Linked DNA regions of Mus musculus: region 1 is linked to region 2. Evidence: chromatin loops called from intact Hi-C (ENCODE). Cell type or tissue: heart. All regions are shown on one strand. Each heading gives the region's core, and the rest is flanking DNA. Links, peaks and the distances in the headings are about the cores only. Region 1 has its middle 160 kb from the start of Gm29854. Region 2 has its middle 230 kb from the start of Rbfox1.

The links. Peaks named below come from ENCODE experiments on the same cell type or tissue, not always from the same donor. Only the 100,000 strongest peaks of a DNase experiment are listed, where the experiment ranks them.
Region 1: a loop joins it to region 2, with 5 times the contacts of the local background. A loop is called at or near these places in 3 of 42 quality-filtered maps.

The regions. Positions count from the first base shown.
Region 1 is chr16:7,920,986-7,932,312 of GRCm38, reverse strand. No RefSeq gene overlaps it. Among named protein-coding and RNA genes, the nearest start is that of Gm29854, 160 kb to the right of the region's middle. In heart, for the core only: no CTCF peak of the experiment used is centred there; no DNase peak of the experiment used is centred there.
Region 2 is chr16:6,834,219-6,845,545 of GRCm38, reverse strand. It overlaps a transcript of Rbfox1 not described here. Among named protein-coding and RNA genes, the nearest start is that of Rbfox1, 230 kb to the left of the region's middle. In heart, for the core only: a CTCF peak has its summit at 5,739; a DNase peak (open chromatin) is centred at 5,725.

The DNA.
Region 1 (11,327 bases), core at 1,734-9,733, 1.1 Mb before region 2:
CCTGAGGGCAAGCAGAGAATGATCTTTGCATTACGTTCATGTAAGTTTTACTTTTTATTGAACAATCTTGGTTTCATTATGCCTAATTAAGTTTTTCTTCTTTTAAAATTTTTGACACAAATTACTAAATTAAAGACTCCTTTTAGATAATACCATCTACCTGTGTGTCTCACTAACGGATTTAAGTCACTCGTCAACTAGCCACCATGGAAGAATCAGGTGTCAAGACATCTTATAGAATACTTGTTCTAATTAACTCAGATTCTCTTTCTGCTCAGGTGCATGGAGTATTGGATATGCAGCCAGGGGCTCAGACATACCTAAAATCAAAATGAATGTGTGTCATGCTTGGACAGATGAGCCCCCGCCCCCGACATGCCAGGATGCTACAGAGTGATCGTTTTGATATTTGAAGGGAGCTGTTCCCCGCCATAAAGTTGGAAGGCAGCCGGCAGCCTATCCACTTTTGGCAGGTTTGAGGAGTCCAGATGTCCATCATGAAATGAGTTATTTAATGTATCTGTGGGCTGTTTGCAAAACGGGAATGCCTCCATTTTTCCAAACATCAAGTGGGCAAAGCCAAATGTCTCTGCCATCCACCCCAACTTGGCCCAGGATATTAAGTGCACATAAAAGAGCCTTTATATCCTGTCCAATGCAAATCAAACATTTGCCTTGCATTTCGTATCAACTTAATTCCATTTCTTACACAGAAGGAGCTCCATTAGGCCACTCTGCCAAATAGCCACTATCTGGTGAACCTTTCCCCTATGGGGCAGTTATCAAACTGATCTGTTGAGGTAACACTTGGATATAGTGAGTGTGATACTATTCCATACACACCTTTCATTATATTTCACCATCAGACTGAAGAGACACCCAAAGAACTTAAAACAACAACAACAACAACAAGAAGAAGTCTGATTTAAATAAGGTCCCTTTAAGACCTGGCACTGGGGAAAATAATTCATATTGGAGAGGAACCACCTATAGGCTTTGTCTGACTGTCAACATCAAATATCAAACTTCTTAAATTCATGCCTTTATATCTTATATAAGTGTGTGTACTGAATACATGTGAATGACAGTGATTTATATCATTAAAAGTATCTTTCGGGGCTGAGGAGACGATGGACCAGGTGGTAAAGTACCTGTTTTACAAACATACTAACCTAAGATGGATCCCAAGAACCTTTGTTAAAAAGCCAGGTGTGATAGTGTATGCTTGTAATCCCAGTTCAGGGGAGACAGATACAAGTAGATCTCTGGAGCTCACTGGGCAGCCAGCCTAGATGAATCTGAATTCCAAGATCAGTGAGAAATCCTGCTTCACAAATAAGGTGGAGAGACACGGAGGTTGACAGAGGTTTGATGCTAATTTCTGGACTTCTCAAATGCATACACATGCACATGGCTCTGCGCTCCCCATCATGTGCACACACACACAAAAGCATGTACATCCAATGTACGAACACATACATTTTAAATCAGTGTGTCTGTTTCCCAAGGAAAAAGCACATATGTATATGAATGCCACATATTGTGAAACATTCTAGAGTCTTAGACTTGTAGGTGTCTGTGGATCTTCCTACATAGTTTGCAAAGGGCTCACACCTCATGTAAAACTATTAAGAGTTGAAGAGTCAGTCATAACTGTTCAAATAACATTCAATGACCTGAATGTCTGTTCGCTATTTTCATTCAAAATGGCAGACTGGATTGCACTAAGCGCTTAAGTGAGTTAGCACATTTATGAAAGACCCCCTCCCCCCCCATTTGAATGTCCTGGTTAAAGAGAAAGACAAAGCCGGGCAGTGGTGACGCACACCTTTAATCTCAGCACTTGGGAGGCAGAGGCAGGCAGATTTCTGAGTTCGAGGCCAGCCTGGTCTACAGAGTGAGTTCCAGGACAGCCAGGACTCCAGGACTACACAGAGAAACCCTGTCTCAAAAAACCAAAAAAAAAAAAAAAAAAAAAAAAAGAAAGAAAGAAAGACAATGCACATGTTAAAGAACTAAGTTACAACAAGCTATATTATGAAGAAATGTGGGAACATTGGCTTGTGACATTTTTATAGTGTCTTCTAGGTCCTAATCAGCTCTAGGGAGTTGCTGTTCAAAGCTCTCAGCAGGTCTGTTTGGGGCGTATTGTTTCTATGTGTCTAATGATACTGCCCATTCTTACAGTGTATGAGTTTTACAGTTTGATCGCTTCTGAGATGAATTTACCTTCATCTCCACAATCCACTATGTTTGGAGCAGACTATTTGCCTGCTCACTGGCTGACAGGTTTCTCTCCCTTTGCCTTGATATCTCTTCTGTTAGGCAAACCATTTGAGAAGGAGCCCTCAGGTCCCTGTGACGGGATCATCCATGTGGAAAGCTGTAAAAATAAGGCTTCGATCTCGCACAGAGGATCTCAGATGTCTGGGTTGAGTAACAATCACCGCTGCATACCTACCACGACAGGTACCCTCTATTACCTGCACAGGTTCAGAGTCAGTACTTGGTAGGGAACATACTATATTGTATTAAGTCAATGAGACGAAAGAACGAATCAGATTGAAGGAGAAACTGCTCACGGTTCTGAAGGCCTCAGTCCGAGGTCCCTAGTTTCTGGGTCTGTAGAAATGTGGAAAGTTCATGGTGCAGAGAATGGAGGGCTGAGAAACTGCTCACCTCATGGAAGCCAGTTATCCTAGAGAGGACGAGACAGGGATGAATACACATCCTTCAAGGACCCATGACCTTGAACTAGATCCCACCTTCTAACAGCCGACATGGTCTTAAAGTCATTAGCCCACAGGAGCTAATTGACTCTCAGCAGCACAGAAATACCAACAGGGAATATCCAGGAATCCGTGTGTTTGACAAATAGTGCCACATAATTCCAGCATAGATGGTGAGAAGCTCCCAAGCTTGCATTCATCAGTCATGGTGGAACTGTGGATTGCTTTATCTCGACAGATGGCCAAGAGAACCATCCCCAGAGTCGTTCCACACAAGTAGTTCTGTGCAGAATCTGTCTGGGAAATTTACCACCCAGGAGGTGCCGTGCATTCTGGTGTAGACATGGATTTAGGGGATGGGTAAATATGGTAAAAGAAGCTGCCACAGCCACAAAATTGTACTGATAGTTTGAGCTTAGCACTTCAGCTTTTTGTGAATCTACTTTCTGACATATAAATGTGTATGTATTTTGGGGGGTGCGAGTGGTTTAGGAACTCAGCTAGAGAGGGGGAGAGAGAGACAGAGACAGAGATCTGTGTCTTATAAATAACACTCAATTTGTGGTTAATATCCCTTTAGCCAGGCTATGGCAATGCTTGCCTTTAATCCCAGCCCTTGGGAGGCAAAGGCAAGCAGGTCTCTGTTCGTGGGCAGCCTGGCCAAGGCTGCACATAGAAACCCTGTCTTGAAAAACCAAAACCAACAAATAAATAAATAAATAAATAAATAAATAAATAAATAAATAAATAAATAAATAAAAGCAAGCCCTAAGTTGCTGCAGGGCCTTAGTAAAACCAGCTCTGAACAGGGACGTCTTGTTGCTTCCCTCCCCTCCCCCTCTGCTTTCTGCTTCTCCCTCCTGGCTTTCTGTTTCTCTTTAAGTGGTAAAGCTGGTTTCAGATGAGCAGTTCTCTTCCTTATATTTTAAATACTGTAGGAAGTCAGGTTTTTGACAGCTCTCATCTGCACAATTGTAATGCCAAGGAAAGGAATGGGGGCGGCGGGCGCAGACACACTCTGCCTGCACGGAGGTGTGCAAAGTGGCTGATCAGCTAGATATTTTTAAAGTTTCATAGGTGTGAGGCAGCCTGCGTTAATGAGAGTTTTAGGGGATTTCTCAAATCTAAAGTGAAGGGTGCCAAGAGTGGAGCATGACCTTGGGGCTTTCCTGTACATGTTAACTATTATTACAAAGGACTCTTTGGAAACCCTTGAAGGAAACTTCAGCAAGAGGAGACGGGGAGGGACAGGTGAGACAGCCCACGCTTGGACTGCAGAGCTAATGATGGCTGCTATAAATAGATGTGTTCGAAGGACTAGGGCAGAATACCATGGGTAGTCTGTTAAGAGCGAGACTCGGAGCCTCTGGAGCAAGAAATGCGGGGCTAGGATCCACACTGCAGTGTTTTATTTGGAAGAAAAATGAAAGACAACTTTGCCTCTGGTCACCAAAGCATAAGACTGATGGGGTTCCCAGCCGAGGCTGGCTTTTTCAGGAAATTTGTCTTGGGTTAGGATGGTTTAGGGGTCAAGCTCATAAGGAGTGGATGGGCTTGGGAAAGGTAAAGCAGGCAGTGAACCCCTTATACGCGGACCCACCCACTTGGCAGTCTGCCCAAGCCGCTTTGCTCTCCCTTCAAAGGCACGTGGTTCCCTTTTGCGGGTGGTGCAGCTGATAACCTCTAAGAGGCTGAAGACATTCCCAAGCTCGTGCAGATGCAGCTAACACCAGGATTTGGGCTACAGACTCCCATCTAGTGTTCTGGGTGGGGTGGCCGGTGGTGGTGGTGGTGGGTGGTGAATACTGCTGATAGTGGTTGTATTTGTTAATTTTCATATTGACATGTTAAAAAGAAACTAACAAGAAACAGCACAAGGGAGGAGGAGTTTACTTTGGTTTACAATTCTGGGAAATACAGTCTCTCATATTGAGAAAGCCGGGGAAGCAAAGACTGGAGCAGCTGCTCACACTACACACACACACACACACACACACACACACACACACACACAACCCGTTCATAGTCAGAAAGCATGGAGAGAGAAATGCTGGTTCTCAGCTTAGTTTTTCCGCCTTTTCATTAAGTCCCAGAACCTCAGCCCATGTAAGGTGTTTCTTCTCAAATAAATTTTGCCTGTTCTAGAAACCCCCGAAAGCCTTCTTTTCCATGTAATTTTAGATGCTGTCAGATTGACAATTAATATTAACCATCACAGTGGCTATTATGAAGAGAATAATGTCCTTAGAATGAAGAGTATTAAAAGGCCAACTGCAGTCTTCAGTTGAGTACAGAGAATCCAAATACAAACAGGCCTGTTGTGCATTGTAATAAAAAATCTAGGCATCAGGTGCGGGACAGGGCTCACTGGGTTTGTGTTACAGACTTTGTTTCTTTAGTCATAGAGTCCGGCTGGAGGAAAGCAAGTGGCCATGGCAGAGTTCAAGTTCACTGGGAGAGTCTAATTTCATGTGCAGAAACTGAGGCAGGAAATGAGATATAAGTGAGCCTGGAATTATGTCTCATGGTGACTGTCACTTACAGAAGCCAACACTTGGAGACAGTAATCAGATCTTAACAGTGTGCCTTATTCAGTGTTGACAATCAGGAAAGACAACAGACTAATCATCTTGGGAACTCTGCCTTGATTCTCATGCCAAGAAAGCACATTTTATAGATATTAGTGAGGTGGAGACAAAAGCAGTCTGCCTTTTGGGTTTAGCCTTGTCTTCTAAGTCTGGCTCTCTCTTGCTTCCCTCCCTTGCACGGTTCTCTTGCTCTGTTGGTGTCTTGGCCCAGGTACACCGTAAAACATTCTGTTTGCTTCATTTCTGCCACTGTCAACTATGGACTTCTCCAGGGGAATCTGGGCTGGGAGGGGTTAGCTCACAGCAAACCAACCATGAACAGTGTGTGCTCACTAAGCTGTTGATAAAAAGGTGCGTGCAGATCCCACTTTTATTATACAAAGCACAACTGTGTCTTAATATGGCTGCCTGGCCTGGTGCTGTGGGTCGGTGGGAGAGAGTGCCTGACAGAAGTTGTAACTGCATTATGAGGAGATGCAGCTGGCTCAGGAACTGGCATTTTTCTGGAGTGAAGACCTGTGGGGCTTAAAGGATTTTATGCCTTTCTGGGCCCTGGTTTAATCACCTTCTCATCCTCTCAGTACTTAACACCGTGCACTCCCTCTGTTTCTGTCTCATGGTTGATTCTCCTCACTACTATGTATGTGGATGACCTGGAGGCTAACAATCTATGTTTAAAGACTCCTTCAACAGCATAGAGTCAACCTTGTGTGAGCCCATACATATTCCTACAGAGTTTTGTCTTCTGCAGACATCCTAAAAATTCTTCCTTAAGTACTTTGCAGGGGACTATGGCAAAAGACACAACCAATTCTCTTCCTGACAAAGCCACCTAGGACACAGCCCAATGTGGTGACTCTCTGACTTGAAATATCTTTAAAGTTGCAAACTCAATCTTAAAAAAGACACGTGCATTATGTATTCTGCTCTATTATATATTCAAGTTGGCTTTAGTGTGAAATAATGCTGCCCTCTCAAAATCAAAAGATGCTTCCTCCCATAATTCATATACCTCTTGGTATACTGTGTACCCTAGTTTAAAAGTCCTTTGAACAGAATAAAGTAAAAATAATAATAAAAACCCTATAAAACACTGAATAAGTGCAAGTCATTCATAACGTTTTTATTTCTTAAGAAATGATTATTTTAAATAATTAATGCCAATCAAATCCACTTAAGTGGACCAGGTTCTTTAGGAATTAGAGACAGCTTTAGCCACAGCTAAAGAACCCTCCTGCTCCCCACAGAGATAGAGAGAGACAGTGAGATAGAGACAGAGACCAAGACAGACAGAGATAGACAGATGGACACACACAGACAGAGACAGATGGATGGACAGACAGACAGACACACACACACTCACTCTCTTAGAGAAAGAGAGAGAGAGAGAGAGAGAGAGAGAGAGAGAGAGAGAGAGAGAGAGAGAGAGAGGAGAATCTCCCTTCTTCACTAATATCCCCTGAGTATTTTCTTCACTATTGCTACTGGCTTCTAGGTGAGGCTTTCTCTCATCTCATTTGATAGAGATAGTTAGAGCTATATGAAGTCACACATGTAGTGAACAACAGCAATCACGTGCCTTACCCATGATGCACGGTGCTGAAAGTTCTTCAAACATTCCTTTCTTTGCTTTCCTACAGCAGGACTGTACCACAGGTGTTATGTAAGTGGCATGAGGCCCAGGGAGGTAAGCAATTCCCTCAAGGGCACACGATGTAGATGTACTATAGCTTGAAATCAGAAGTCTGTTACATGTGGTCTTGAGAAGCTTTAAAACAGAGAAGGTGAAAAGTTGACTAGCAGAGAGACTCCTCAGTGGAGCTGCATGCATGCTGCACCAAGTTCTCCACTGATGCAGGTTTCTTGAGCTGTCACCCAGGCTTGTGAATCATCCATGTGCCTGAACATAACCTTAGTAAACTCATCAGTTCATTCAATTCAATGCCCCAACTCTGTCCACAGTTTACGTTTGTAAATAAAGTTTTATTAACACACACCTATGTATAGCCATGGTTCTACTGTCAGCATCTACTTTGGGACTATAAAGGCAATGTTAAATTGTTATAACAGACTCTCATAGAAAGCTCAGACCAACTCAATCTAAAGCTCTTAACATTCATTGCAATTGTTATTTTCAGCAGAGGTTCTTTGTGGGAGCTGGAACCTGATATGTAACCGAATGCAGAACTAGCTGAGATGCAAAGGTTATGTTGGTTCAGAGGAAGAAAGATACTGGTGGGAGGTCTTCAGCCATGCATGGTGGCTTCATGTTCAAATAGGAACCCAGCAAAGCTCTGTCTAACTGACTTTCTTCAGCCTCTTGTCTCTCCTTGTTCTGTAATGTTTTCCTCTGAATTGAAAATGTATGAAGTCTCAGGAAGCAAACACAACTTAAAAGGCTCCAGAACTGTATAAGATTTACAATGCCTCACTGGGATGGTAATACAAGCTGTGACAATAATTGACAAAAAAAAAAAAAAAAAGACTCCTGTTGGAGATGTCAAGATGCTGGCAAATGGTGTAGGAATGCCAGTTGTTGCTCCAATTGGGGCAAGACTTTTCAATGGCAAATGTCTTGGAGTCATTCATGCTGTTGTAAATAACCAAAAATTTCACTGGACATGCAACCTAATTTGGTTACTCTGATCTACCATTATCAGCCTATCTTGGGTGAATATGTTTGTCCACATCACTCTGGGAAAAGTCACATAACATGGGTTTTCACTGATAGGAAGGTTGAGACAGCTTATCTTTTGCATTTTCAAATTTCACAGAATCTAGAAGGAAGGAGCTGCTTCCCTCGTCATCCATGCTTTCACCAGAGCTGCACATAGGTAAATTTGGCCAGCCAGGTCGTCAGAGCTATTGAGAAGGGAATGCTATTGATATGCAGTTTACACAACACTAAAACTTACAGCATAAGCCGACGAAGTAACTATGAAGTTTGACTTACTCTGCTTCTGTAAGTCTCTGCAAGGTTATATTTTTAATGGCATCTCTCCTCTTCTCTGACTTTTGTTTGAAACCTAGCTGAGTGAACAATTGTACCCTTTCCTGGGTAGGTCTACAGTTGCCTCCAGTTCTTTGTGCAGGACTAAGGACTCTTGGACAGTGCTCTGTCCACTTTAACATGTTTCTTGTTGTCTTTGCTTAACCCATGTTTAGGCAGTCATGTTGGTGAAAGAGGCCATGAATGTGAAAGAGAGCAAAGAGTGATATGTGGGAGGGTGTGAGGGAGGAAAGAGAAAGAAAATGGTCTAATTGTGTTACAATTTCAAAAAAATTAATAGTAAAAAATATCAAAACTTAAAACAAAGGATCAAAATAACAACAACAAAAAACAAACAAAAGAAACAACAACAATTCCAAATCATCTACCAAGAATGCTGTGTCTTCCGTGGCTTCCAGTAGTGTCCTGGTGACCATCACACTTTTCCACACCAGTTCTACAGCAGAATGCAACCAGAGAAGATGCATGATGTGAGTCTACTGCACATCTTACTAGACTGGCCACTGTTTGAGAATGGATATTTTTTACGCATGTTCTACTTCACAGACTAATACAATATTTTGTCTAGGATGTTTGTAAATTGGGGGTGCCCTTTGGCTACCAATAACTCTTGATCATTGCCAAGTAAAATCAAAATGGCTCCAGTTTCTTTCAGTGGAAGGTCAGCAGTGGGTGGTCCTATGTTTGTGGACTTATCCATCATGTGTTCTAGGGCTCATGTTTCTTTATCTGACGTTCTTTTCCAACTCTGTATGGAACTCTCTTTTCCAACGTGTATTTCTGCATTGAGGACATTATCTCCTCATGAACTGACCCCTAGTGAAGTTCATGGTGTAGAGAGGCCAAGAACATTTTCTACAAACGCAGTTCTTCCTGCTCTGCTGGGATCTAGTTACTGGAAGCATGTCTCACCTGATTTTTCTTCATTTCTTATTGGCCAGAATAGGATAACATGCCTTCTGCTAAACCAGTCTCTGGTAGAGGGGTACCCTTTGAAAGTGACTGGTTTGTAACAGGGGATATTTTTCAACAGAGACAAGAAGGAGGATCAGGGGTGCTCTGAATGAGTATTTTCAAATAACAGCAGTCTTAGCCCACAGTGTCTTTTTATTTTATCACTTTGGTGTGAATGGGTGGGAGTATGTGGGATTTCAATGAAGATTCATTCTTATCAATAAGACATGGAGGGGTTCTTGGCTTACTTTCAAATGGATGAGATTAATGACCTAAAGAAAGTTGGAGAAAGCTATGTTATCCAAAACTACATCCTTATCAGCTGTAGGGTTTAAGGAGATAGGGAGAGATGAAATGAACAGGAGCACTCGACTGCTATTTTGGGATGAGATGATGCAGGGCACATGGACCATGCTGCCAGAGGAACTGGCAAGGAATAGGTGAGGTTAAGCATGTCCAAACCCTAGAAATTCCAAAAATTGCGATTAAAATTGCATCCTGAGACCAGTAGAAGTAGGGCTAACTCCCCCTATTTTTGTGCCTGCCTTGGGGCATCTAACCAGGTGACTGCCAGTACCTGGAACACATCTCCATGGTAATGAGGCATCTTTGTAGCCTTAGCCTTCAATCAATGACATTCTCCGTCCCTGGATATTCTCATGCCTCTCCCAAAAACTATATTACCCTTGGTTCACCCCAAATAAAGGGTATGCGTTCAAACCACCCCAATGAAGGAATATGAACAAGTTAAGATCATCTCTGGGAGCTGCTTCATTAAAGATTGTGGGAGAAGGCCTTTACCTAAAGGACCCGTAAAAGAAGGCCTCCCTGGGCACCCTGCCTCCTCAGCACTTGTTCTCAACTGAGCTGAGCTTCTTGCCTTGGACTCTGCTTCACCCCCTTTCGGCCTGGTGGGCAGCTGTGTCTGGGAGAGAAGAGGCAGACTGTGAATGCCACCTGTTCCAGACTTTGCTCTGCCCTGTACTCTACAAGCCAATGTACCAGTGGTGCTCAGACCTGATTCATTTATTATGAGAATTTCCAGTTTTTACCAAAACAGGACAGAGTACTTCCTTGTGTGAAGCTTGCATCTACAGAAAGACACAGTAGACAGAATTGAAGCAATGGGATGACCATTGACTCTGGTATTCTGAGGTTCATGCATTCGCTGATTCAACAGATACTAATCACAAACTCCAGTGCAGTTCAGTCTATGAGTAATCTGCACTGGAGACCCAGTAATGAATGGCACACATGATGGAAGCAATCAGAGGGTAAAGGTGCAAAGAGACAAGTGAGAGATGCTATATAAAGATAGGCAGTATAAACAGGGCAGATGATGAAGCACAGATAGGTGAGACAGCTACTTTCCAAAGGAGGGCTGGAGGGGTGTTGTGATGATGTAGCACTTGATTTAAGAGCTGGATGCCATGACATAGACCCTAGCCCCAGAAGATGAAGGCAGATTCCAGAATGGCCCAGGCAAGTCATTGTCTCAAAAAATAAAAACTTTTTTGTTTGTTTGTTTGTTGTTGTTATTTTTAATCACAACAGATAGGAAGTAATTTCTCATTTGTAAGATGCCTACATTTAAGACAGAATACCAAGAAAAAAGCTCAAGGACAAGATGCTTACTGAAGACAGGGAGGGGCTGGAGGTGGGGCTGGGGTGGAGCTAGTGGGGCTGGAGGTGGGGCCAGGTGGGTCAGGGTCTGGGTCTGGGTATTTTCTGAAGGATTCTTGTGTGTCCTGCAGAGTATCTTCTAAACATAGTTCTTTGGACTACTCTTGTACTAGCACAAGCAACATGAAGAGGAAATATAGAAAATACTTCAATAGCAGCTGTGGGGCTTCGTGAGCATATTATTTGTTATTATGTTGTTTGAGTTATAGGATGCAACTCACAAGAACACTGTTGTTTGCACAGACTGACTTGCCAGGTCTATTGTGGTCCTGGTTAATGCAGGCATCTATGCAATCTTCCTGTGTTTTGTGGCTTCCCAAGAGAAGTGCCATTGCAGATTCAATAAAGATAGCAATAAAGCCC
Region 2 (11,327 bases), core at 2,311-10,310:
GATAATTTCTATTTTAGAAGCTAAAAGAATTGGTACTATTAATTTTCTTAGCACTTACCAAAAATTCTTTAAAAGTAGAAAGGAGACTAAGAGAAAAAAGATGGATACCAAAGAAGGATGGACTGGGGGGAGGGGGGAGGGCAGGCAGACAAGACATGGAAGAGGCAAAGAAAGTGGAGGTTCTAGGAAGGATTGTTGTGAGCAGAAAGGTAGGGCAGATGGGAGGGAGGTGAATCTATTAACATACATTTGTTCCAAAATATCCCAATGATATCTCATTCCTTAATATCTAAAGAGTTGTGTACCTTTTGTTTGAAATAAACAGAAAAAAAAACAAACATCATACTGAAAGTCAAGCAAACCATGTCTGCCCTATGGAAGCTAAAATTCAACAGGCACCGTGACCCAAAAACATAATGTGGGATCTTCAAATCATACTGCCTACACTCAGTTAATATCCAAGTTCTAGAACACACAGAAGAGACCCAGTGAAACCTCTAGGTAACCAGGCAAGAGAAGGCAGAGGGCAGAGGATCTCTGGAAATCAGGTAGAGTGTAGAAAGGCCTGGGCTTGCCATTGCTCACTTGGGAAGCTCAGGAAGTTTCCTCACAGCACGTGGAGGATGTGAAGAGCTAGGTTGCTGGATCCTGCCAACGGGACAAACTGTAAGATTCCCAGGGTCTTACAGGAAGAACGATGTTTTATGATCCATTCCCTGTTCTAAGTGACCAACTGCAGCTGTCAAAACACAGCTGTGTCTGATTCAACTGTCTCCCAATTGCAATCACTCTGTATGTAATTCTACCTGTTGTCTTTTCCTGTGGTTTTAAGGGAAGATTTATGCGTTTAGAGGCATGTTTTCTAAAAAGAAAATAAAACAAAATATTCCTAAAAGGGTAGAGATAAGATGCAACAAAAAAGCTAAAATTAACAGCACAACAAAATACTCTAGCTGGGTTTACAGCATATGCCTATAAGTCTGGCGCTTGGGAGATGATGGCAGAAAAGAAGCCATGCTGGGAAGTATTGTGAGACCCTGCCTAAGAAACAAAAACAACAGCATAAACTAATGGAAAAAAATGGAAATTAAAACTATTTTAACTCTATATTAAATACACAGATGTAGATTATATACATATATAGTATATAAATATACAAACACACATATTTTATTAAATCATATACATGTATATGTATTAGGGTGTCATGCTAGGCACGCTAGCTCAGTCAGGAAAGGTGCTTAAAGCAGAGCAGAGTCTGACAACTTGAGTATTTCCCCAAGAACTACATGATAGAAGGAGAAAAGAAGGCTTACACAGGTCGCCGTCAGACCTTCACATGTGTGCTGTGGTTGCAGAACTTCTGTACACAAAATCAATGAATAAATAACTGTCTTAAAGCTCAGGAGAATGGCATACCTTATGTAGCTGAGATGTGAAAAGAAATATGTTCTGTTTTTTTAAATGTGAAGAAGAGAAGAAATATGGAGAAATCAAAAGCAGACACCCATTTCTCTGAAATGTACATTGCAGAGCCTCTGGTTAAGGACATGTAGAAAGACAAACTATCTATGGCTTCTTTTCTCTGAATTCCAAAAGTAGCCACCATTGCCCAGCACTGGAGGGGCAACACATCTGTGTTCCAGAGGCCTCTGGTGCAATGAAAAAAACAAAACAAACAAACAAACAAACAAACAAACAAACAAAAACCACAGCAGAGCTGGAGGTTACATGGGTCCAGAGCTGTGTATCTAGCCAGCTATGGTATATACACCTGTCATCTTAGCACTTGGGGGAGCTGAGACAGGAGGATGACCAATGGGAAGTCAGGCTGAGCAACATAGTGAGGCCCTATCTCAAAACCCAACTTTTTTGGACTTACTATATATATCCTGGTGCCCAGCTTGGCTCAGTGTCCAGGAACTAAACCCAAGTTTGGGAAGTCATCCCAGAGTCGGGCAGCAGGACCTACAAACTCAGCTTTCTTTTCCCTAAACACCAACTAATTCTCACGCATAGAAAATGAAGTACAAGGAAAACTAGTACTATTATCTGTCTTTTAGGCAATGTTTCTTAAAGAAACTAGAGGTATAGATGGCAAAGAGGCTGAACGACCCAGGCCTCCAGGCTAGCTTGGGGATGTGTTCCTAGCTTCTGATCTGAAGAAGCGTTGCGTTTCCTGTTAGAAGTGGCCAGAGTGTGTATCACTCTGCACCGCAGCCCTGTCTCTCCCGACCCTACAGGAAGGTCTCCGTCTTCCTGCCAATGCGATCCTGGATCCTGGGACCCCGTGCCATGAACACAGCTGGGTAGGTGCATTTATAAAGAGACCACTTCCTTGATGCTGGGATCAACAAAGGATGTCAAGCTGATGTGAAATTTCTTTCAACTGTCTCTCCCTATCTCATCTTCATGTCTGTGTCAATGAGAGAAGGGCACAGATTCTTCCCCCACACCAATAGAGTTGAGGCTCATTTTCCTAAAGGAAGGGAGCTCTTAAACCGAAATACCAAATGTATTTAGAGTATCTATTTACAGACTGGGAGGTCAAGGCAGAGGCTGACTTCAAACGGAGGAAAAAAAAGAAAAGAAAAGAGCAAAAATTCTCCGGATCCCCACCTTCCCAGCAGCACTCATGCAGGCCTGCTAATTCACATCTCCTTAAGCAGTGAGCGTCTAGCTGCTCCAAATTAAAGGGCCTGCCATTTTACCCCCAATGCACAGCAAAGATGAAAACACCACCACACCACCAAAAAGGAATCAAAATTAAAGATGTCAATTGAATAGTGAAGTTCAGGAGCAGGCAGGTAGCAACTGCTTTTTCATCTTGATAGATGCAATTGATAAAAATGTTTGGCACCCAAAAGCTAGGGTCACACAGAGAAAAACAGGAAGTGAGAGGAAGAGCTTTGAGAACTTGAGAGTCTTTGACCAGAGGATGTCAGCAAGCCTTCTGTGGTGACCCTGGGAGTAGGCCTGAGGCTACTGAGGTTTCCCCCTGCTTTGCCTTGCAAATGCGCCTGGCTATAAGAGCCAGCTGACTCAATAAAAAAAGGCAGAGACACCACTGAGGCCTTCAGAGCAAAGGAGTGGCCGGCCACTCTAAAAGCAAGCTCAAACTAAAGGAAGTTAAACGGAATTAATTAACCAGAATTCACTCAAAAAAATAAAACCCCAAACAGGCTCCTCTCTTTATAAACACTGACATAGTTATGTCACGGGTGACTCACGTGGTGACCCCTGCATGACTTATTTTCAACACCTAAAAAACCCAACATTTGTAAACATTCAAAATTGTAATTGCAGCAACCCCAAGGATGACAACAGAGCCACATTCTTATTCACAGATTAGTCAGAGAAGGTGGGAGGGAATCGAGGGAAAACCACCTTTGTTAAATTGGCTGGATTTTTCTATTTCTGAACACTTCTTAAAGACAGACGTGTTTAAAGAGAAAATCTGCCCGAAATTGATACAAAATGATACAAAGACCTGCTGCCAAAGGCCAGACTTGGCTGTTTGCAACTCTACAAAACTGGGGGGAAACAGAATTAAAGTTTCCACAACATGACACATTTAACTGGATGAGGGGGTGGGGACAGGCTGAGCAGTCCCTAATTCTTGGGACTCCAGAGGGGTGTAACCAACTGAGACTCTGGCAAAGGTCAAAGGTCAGATGTGATTAAGGAAAAATTCAACCAAGAGGCCTTTGCCTTCCCAGCAAGGAGAAGTTTCAAGGCTGAGACTTCAGCAAGAAAAGTGCCTGAGAGGTGGAGAAAGAGGGTTCTCTTTAGTCTGATGAACCACAAAACCCAGCAATAACAATGACACTGTTAATATAAAGGTGGTGTACAGACGTAGGGTGCAGACTTCTCTTGCACATGCCCCCGCCTTCCCTCTGCAAAGTGAAGAGTCTATGTCTCTAATGTGAAGCCACAGAGCTCTGTCCCTGAAATGTCAGAATTTCACTTATGTCCTTTATTGATCAAATGAAGCTACGATGTATATATTTGTTATCCCAGCAGAAGATAAGGGACTTTTGTAAGGCATTTTCACTAGGATACTATTTTTTCCCAATTACTTCACCAGTTAAATATTGTCACCTATAATAACAGACCACTACTTTTGTATGTTTATTTAATACCACGACTTAGACAAATAACTATATACATTTATCAATAAGACAGAAAAAGTGCATCGAAATCTACATTTGACCAGAGCAGCATTCTCAGTATATCTACACACACACACACACACACACACACACACACACACACACATCTGTTTTAAGCAAATAAAACACTCAGCTTTCATCTAAAATGTTCAAACCCAACATGAGAAATAAGGAGTTATTTGTACAGGAGACATATATGTATATGTATACACAGCCATCACTTCTCAGCACGCTGCTTTGTAATTAAATGAAATTCTACGCAGCTACAAGTGAGAGAGAATTTGCTCCATGCTTAAAACGACATTCCTAGATCTGCTCTTTACTCTGAATTCACCACCAATGTCTCAAAAAAAAGAGAGAGAAAGCAACATATTCCCCTACTCCACACATGCACATTGTACACGTACCCACATGTACGTGTGCGGACACACATACACACACATTTTTTTTTGTTTCCCTTCGCACGTGAAAATAAAATTGTAGCTCAGCACTAATGAAGCAAGTCTTGCCTAACTCCCACTGGAAAAGCCTGCACATGTACCGTAGCCATGCAAGATTATCCTGCATCGGCATAATCACCTTACACGAAATACGATTACTCTAGGCTGCAATTTTTATACCCGAAGTCAATTTATTAATCAGAGAAAGACAGAGAGAATGAGAGAGAGAGCGAGAGAGAGAGAGAGAGAGAAAGAGAGAGAGAGACTACCTACCCACAAATACATCATCATCTTGCAAGAGAAATCAAAGGCTCTGTCAGCAAACAGAAGTCTCCTCACTTCACCAAGAGTATCTGGAAGAAAAACTGAAAACCACTCGGTAGAGATTCTTGCCTTTTCCTGCCAAGTCCTCAGAGTCCCTCTTATTTCCTTACACCAGGTTTGCTATGATTGTTTATGAGTTTATCAGGACAGCATTCCTTCAGTGGCAACGTGTGTGGAGTGACTTGCTCCGGGCTGCTTGCTTCTCTCTCTCTCTCTCTCCCTCTCTCTCTCTCTCTCCTCTCTCTCTCTCCTCTCCTCCTCTCCCTCCCCTCTCCTCCTCCCTCCCCCTCTTTCCTTTCCCTTCCTAACTCTTGCCTTTTCTTCTCGCTCTAGTCAAGACTGCTTAGGTAAGAATTCTTGGGGTGGCTGTCTCATGAGCAAATCTAGTACTTCAGGCAGCAAGCATAGTGGGAACACAGACACTGTTGAGACCGCTAGTGGTGAGGGTGATAATGATAACAGTAACAATAAAAAATAATAATAACAATAATAGCCTGGTATGATCAGTAAAGGCAGGTGCTATAGCAAATCCTGACAGCGAGGAGGAGATTCCCAAAGTCCCTACTGGAGGAATTTACTGGAGGGTTGATCCTCAGAGGCAAGCATATCAGCACAGAGCTGGCGACTCGGAGATTTTTTTTTTAAGTCGAAGCTCCAGCTGCAGAGAAAAGAACATGTGCCTCTCCCGGCTTCCCCTTTATCTCTTTAAATGTACTTCAGATAAAAGCAGCATCCAGTTAGGTCAAGGCCTCCCCAGACTCATTCCTCTTCGCTCCACATGCTCAGCACACTTGTCTACAGCCATCTACCGGCTCCATCGTGTCACTGCGGGCTTAGAGACTGTGGGTCTTGCTTGCTGCAGCAGCTGCTGCCTGTCCATGTCTGCCTTGCTTGGCTCTCAGCTTGGGTTTGTATCGGAATCTGGGAGGGGGAAAGGAACAGATAGCCTTGGAAGCCTGTGTGCCAGTCTATCAAATCAAAAGAAAAGCCAACCCCCACCAGCAACAGTCAGCAAATGGAAAGCTCCGAAGACTTGCTGGCATGAATGTTTAGCCTTCTTAAACCAAGGGAAGGAATTGTGCACATGTTCCCAGCAGCACGGCTGATTTTGTTGCATGTGGAGAATGCAAGCATGCATGTGTATATGTGTTTAAGTGTGTGTACATATGTGTAAGTGTGCATTCTTCTATGTATGTCATGTAGGTATGCTTGTGTGTGTGTGTGTGTGTGTGTATGCTCGAGAGCGAGCGTGTGTGTGTGTTTGTGTGTGTGTCGCTGTGTGTGTGTTTATTACTTCTTTTCCCTCATCCTGTGCAATTACAGACCTGGAAAATTTTGCAGGGTGCATAAAACTTGATCATGTTGACAAGCTCTCCTTAGAAAATGCACAGGCTAGATGCACAGCTAAGATTTCCTGAAATTATCCAAAAAATTTTGCCCATGAATCAATTCCCCTTTATTAGTTGTTCTTTTTTAATCCATTTTAAATTGTATACTTTATCTTGAAAATTATCTCCATTACTGAAATGCATCGTGAAGGAGAGGACGGGGAATACAATTTGCCCAGCATATTAATTGATGCAGAACTCAATTATTGATATATGGATAAGGGAGAAATTAATATTAAAACACATGGTAGCCTTTAAGGGAAAGGGAGAAGATGAACTTGTGCTCTGAGTGGAGTCTTGGTCATTAGTCTCATCTTTATACATCATACAGAGGAAACCATGGAATTAAGTCTCTCATTCATTTATATTTCTCCTTAAAACTACATAAAGCAAAATGTCACCTAAATAATTAAAGTGCGTTAGCTAAATTGTGGAGTCATCTACAGAGCTGAGCAGGTGGTGAGGCACCTGTTAACGTATCCCATAGACAGGACCATCATGATGCATAATAGGCAAGGGGGTGGGAGGAGCAATGACCATGTCTTTTTGTAAAATAGTGACCAACAGAAGCACAGCAATGGAAACCACAAAGAAATGGCACTTAGACACAAAGTCCTCAGCTGGAAAATATGCAAATCATAGGGCTGGTGTGATGGAGCAGTCAGTGAAGTCCACAACTGGCTTTGCAAACCAGAGGATGTTGCTTGGATCCACAAAACCCACATAAAGAAACTCCTGGGTATGGAGGCGCACTCTTGTAATTTTTAGGCAGGGCATGCTCGGGGCTAATGAGTCAAAGATCACAATCATATCAGCATGATTCAGTTCAAACTGAGAGACCCTGTCTCAACAAAAGGGAGAATAACTAAAGAAGACACCAAAGGTTAACCTCCTCTTCACACACACAGACACACCCACCTCACATGCAAATACATGTACACACACAGTTCTTCACATATAGAGACACCCCTAAATATATGAAAGTACGTATGCACACACACTCAGGTCTTCACACACAGAGACACACCCTCACATACATGCAAATATGTATACACAGACACAAATTTCACATATTCTTGAACCAATATGCATGGGCAATATTCAGGCCCCTCACACATAGTATATAGCATGGAAAGGAAATTGGCTAAAAGTCCTGTTTGGACCAGGGTTCCAGAGTTACAGGACATCCAATGTGAAAACCAGAACATTTCAAGCCAACTTAGGTTGGTTGTCATATGTGGGTATATTGAAAACACTTTTAGCCTTTATCATTATGAAGAGTAATGAGGAACTACCAAGAGGGCTTAGTAGGGAAAAAGAGACATATGCCTCAAACCTGAAGATAGCAATGTGACCCTGAGACCCACATGGTGGGAGAAAAGAACTGATTTCTAAAAGTTGTCTTCTGGTCTCTACATGGAAAGACACACACACACACACACACACACACACACACAAATGTAATAAGACAATCTTTACGTGAAGAATAAAGGAGATCCTCTTTGTTATAGCTTTTGGTGAAGATCCTCACTGCACATGAGCAGCACAAATTTTCCATATGTTCCAAACCCCTGTACTTAAGGTAAACTTGAGGAGAAAATATCCAAGCATCCCATTCCTTAGATTCTTGCATGCATGAGTTCATCTGTCAATCCTCCATCTCTTGGGTACCCATTGTTGTCCCACTCTCTGGAGACACAGGATGGCAGAGGTGGAAGGACACAGTCATCTCAAATCAGTGGGCAACAAACAGCCTGAAGACACATTTTCTTTGGAAGCCATATCTATTTTTTAAATAGAACTAGATTATCAATATTTAAACACCCAGAACACTTCAAAAGGAAGTTTGGATGCACTCTTCAGAAACATCAGATATCCCAGTGATATCAGATTGACTTTTTGTAAGGGTTGCTGTAGGCTGGTACTCAGGATCACCTACCCACAGAAGATGCCAAGAACTGGATAGTCTTAATGGACAGTGTCTGTTCCTCTAACTTTTTTCAGATCAAATGTTAGCTGGCATGGATTTTCCTAGGAGTCTGGCCTTGAAAGTAGTTAAATCTGTAGCATTTTGAGATTGTCTGGGATGTGAGCACACACATACTTGCAAATGTACCACTTTACATGCAAACTTCATATAGCACTAGTATACATTTCCCTTCAATATCTCTAGATCCTATCAGATTTTATCTGTCTGTCTGTCTATCTACCTGCCTACTTCTCATCTTTCTATCCATCCATCAGTTTATCTCTCCTTGCATCTATATAACAATCAGTCTAGTTATGCTTGTAACTAGATGTAATAGTTATGCTATATAAATAAATACAGCCCACTGATGAACAAAATGTTGTGTTGTCTTTCATTTTCTTGAACTTCAACTATATTTTCTTGCTTACCAGTCTTTGCTTGCCTTGAGATTATTACACCAGGTCTTGCTCATTGAATTTCTTAAGGTTTTCTATGTTTCTCTGTCTTAGACCCTTGTATCAGATGTCCATGGGCAAGATTGGAGATAGTGACATCTCAAGTCCATATGAGAGTATGCAGGAGAGATCATAGGTGGAAGAAAGAAACAATGAAGACTGTAAGTGGGCCGACAAAACTAGAACCCAGGAAGAGGGCTGCAAGGTACCACTAGGGATGCTCATCTTCAAAGTGGAGTCTTCAGCGCAAGAATGCCAGAGAAGCCATCGGACTACCAAGTCAAGATAAGCCTTGGACACTAGAAGGACACCTCATGGTCACCATAACTTATGGCCTAATCCTCAATGTCTTACTGGCACCTAGGCGTTACTGTAACAAAATATGAACATAAATAATCTAATGGAAGAGGCACTATTTGGGACTTCTTTTCATGGCTGCCAAGAATATTGTTTCTGGGCCTATGCTGTACTGGTCCCTTGCAATAATTTATTGATTTTTATCATGACATGGCCAGAATCACAGCAGAGATAATCTCTTGGGAATGCCTGAGAGAACTATTCTTGATTAGATTAGCTGAGTAAGGAAGAACTATCCCATGTGCTAACATCTCAGACAGCCACAAAAAGAGAAACAAAGTGTGTGTGTGCGTGCGCATGCAGGTTGGGGGGATAGTTCATCCCTATTTGCTTTCTGACTGTGGCATCCACAAGACCAGCTGCATTACCAACTTCTGTCATGTTGCACACAATGCCATGCTTTCTCACTATGAGCTATATGCTAGAACTGTGATCCAAAGCAAAGCCTTACTTTCTTAGGTGGCTTTTGTCAGTGCACTGAGAAGAACTCTTACTACCATCACAGTGGGAGCAGACAGCAGAGAAAAGCTGTCCACTCCATAGTGATCAGAAAGAGAAGAAAAAGCAAGCTGTTTCCTTTCTCTGGCTGCCAGCCTAGTGTACATTCAGGTCAAGTTGACTTACCTTAGCTGATGTTCTCTTTTGGAACCTTCTTGTGGACACACCAAAGGTGAATGTGTAGAGGCATCTCTCACTCTAATCAAGTAGACAAGCAAGACTAGCCATCACAGATCCATGCAGCTCTCAAATAAAATATCCCTAGCCAAACGGTGTGTGGGGGAGCTGAAAGCAAAGAATCCGTCTGATAGGTGAGAGGACAGATAGGATTCAAACTGAATCAAACTGAAGCAGCCTCAAACATATGTAAGCTAATAGGCTCAGCAGTTCTGTAAGCCCTGAGATGTACAGTATGGAAATATAGCCAGTGCATGCTGCCCCTTGGTGCCTCTAACTTGGATGGGGCCATTGGTACCTTCTGCTTCTTGATTTTTTTCCATTGAACCTTTCAGTCAGCTCACACCACACCCCTGCCTCTGCTTCTTCTGCCTCTTAGGTACATTTTCCTTCCACCTGCTTGAACATGTGGTCCCTCTGCTAGAGACGAAATTCAACCCAAGATGGCGAGATGGTTTATCACTGTGACACAAGCAGGAGGCAGCTGTTGCCCATAAATCAAGTTGTCGAGGTGTTGCCATGCTCATACTCTCCAGTCCAAACCTTAACAGACCAAACAGAACGTTCCGCTGGCTGCCCCTCAGGGGGTGTCTGCAAATGCTGTTCCTGTTTGAAATTCTGGTCAGAATGGAATTGATGGCCCAACCAATTCCTCAAACTCCATTCTTTGAACTGAAAACAATGACAGTTTGTATTTACTGCTATCTGCAAAGCTTCCCTTTAAGAGATTTTAACAAAAAAAGTAAACAGATGCAAATATTCCTTTTGAAACCATTTCTCCCCATTGACTGCAAGGCAGATGGGGTAAAAAACTCCTTTTTTTATTGGGTACAATCAAAGCTCTTTATTCTCATGCTCACACAGGAGTTATTTAAAAATAATTAATCCAGTTATCAGTTATCAGCTCAGTGGAATAATTAATCAATTGCAGAGAGATGGCTTACACAAATACTGATTAAGCTGCTGGTGGCTGGTCTGTGTGAGAGACTTCTAATCTGCTATAGAATTTGAATACCACTGTGAAGTGTTGAATCCTACACAATTGGCACCAAAATTTGAACTTCATGAAAAGTCTTCATTAAAGAACTCACTGTTCACTGTCTAATGTGGAAAATTATTTGAGAGACTCTATTTAATTAGTGTGGGGTTCTTGAAGGAAAGTGCTTTAAATTATACTTGGTGGTTCAAGACTGTAATCTTGCTGGGTGTGGTGGCACACATCTTTAATCCCAGCACTTGGGAGGCAAAGGCAGGCAAATTTCTGAGTTCGAGGCCTGCCTGGTCCACAGAATGAATTCCAGGACAGCTAGGGCTAAACAGAGAAACCCTGTCTCAAAAACTATAAATAAATAAATAAATAAATAAATAAATAAATAAATAAATAAATATTAAAATTAAAATAAAAAATGTAATCTGAGTTACTTAAAATCACAAGTGCAAGTTAGCCTGGGGTACAGTGTAAGTTCTGGGCTATTCTAAATAACCTTGGGAGACAGTATCTCAAAATAAAGAGTAAAAAGAGAGGTGGGTATATAGGAAAAAAAGTG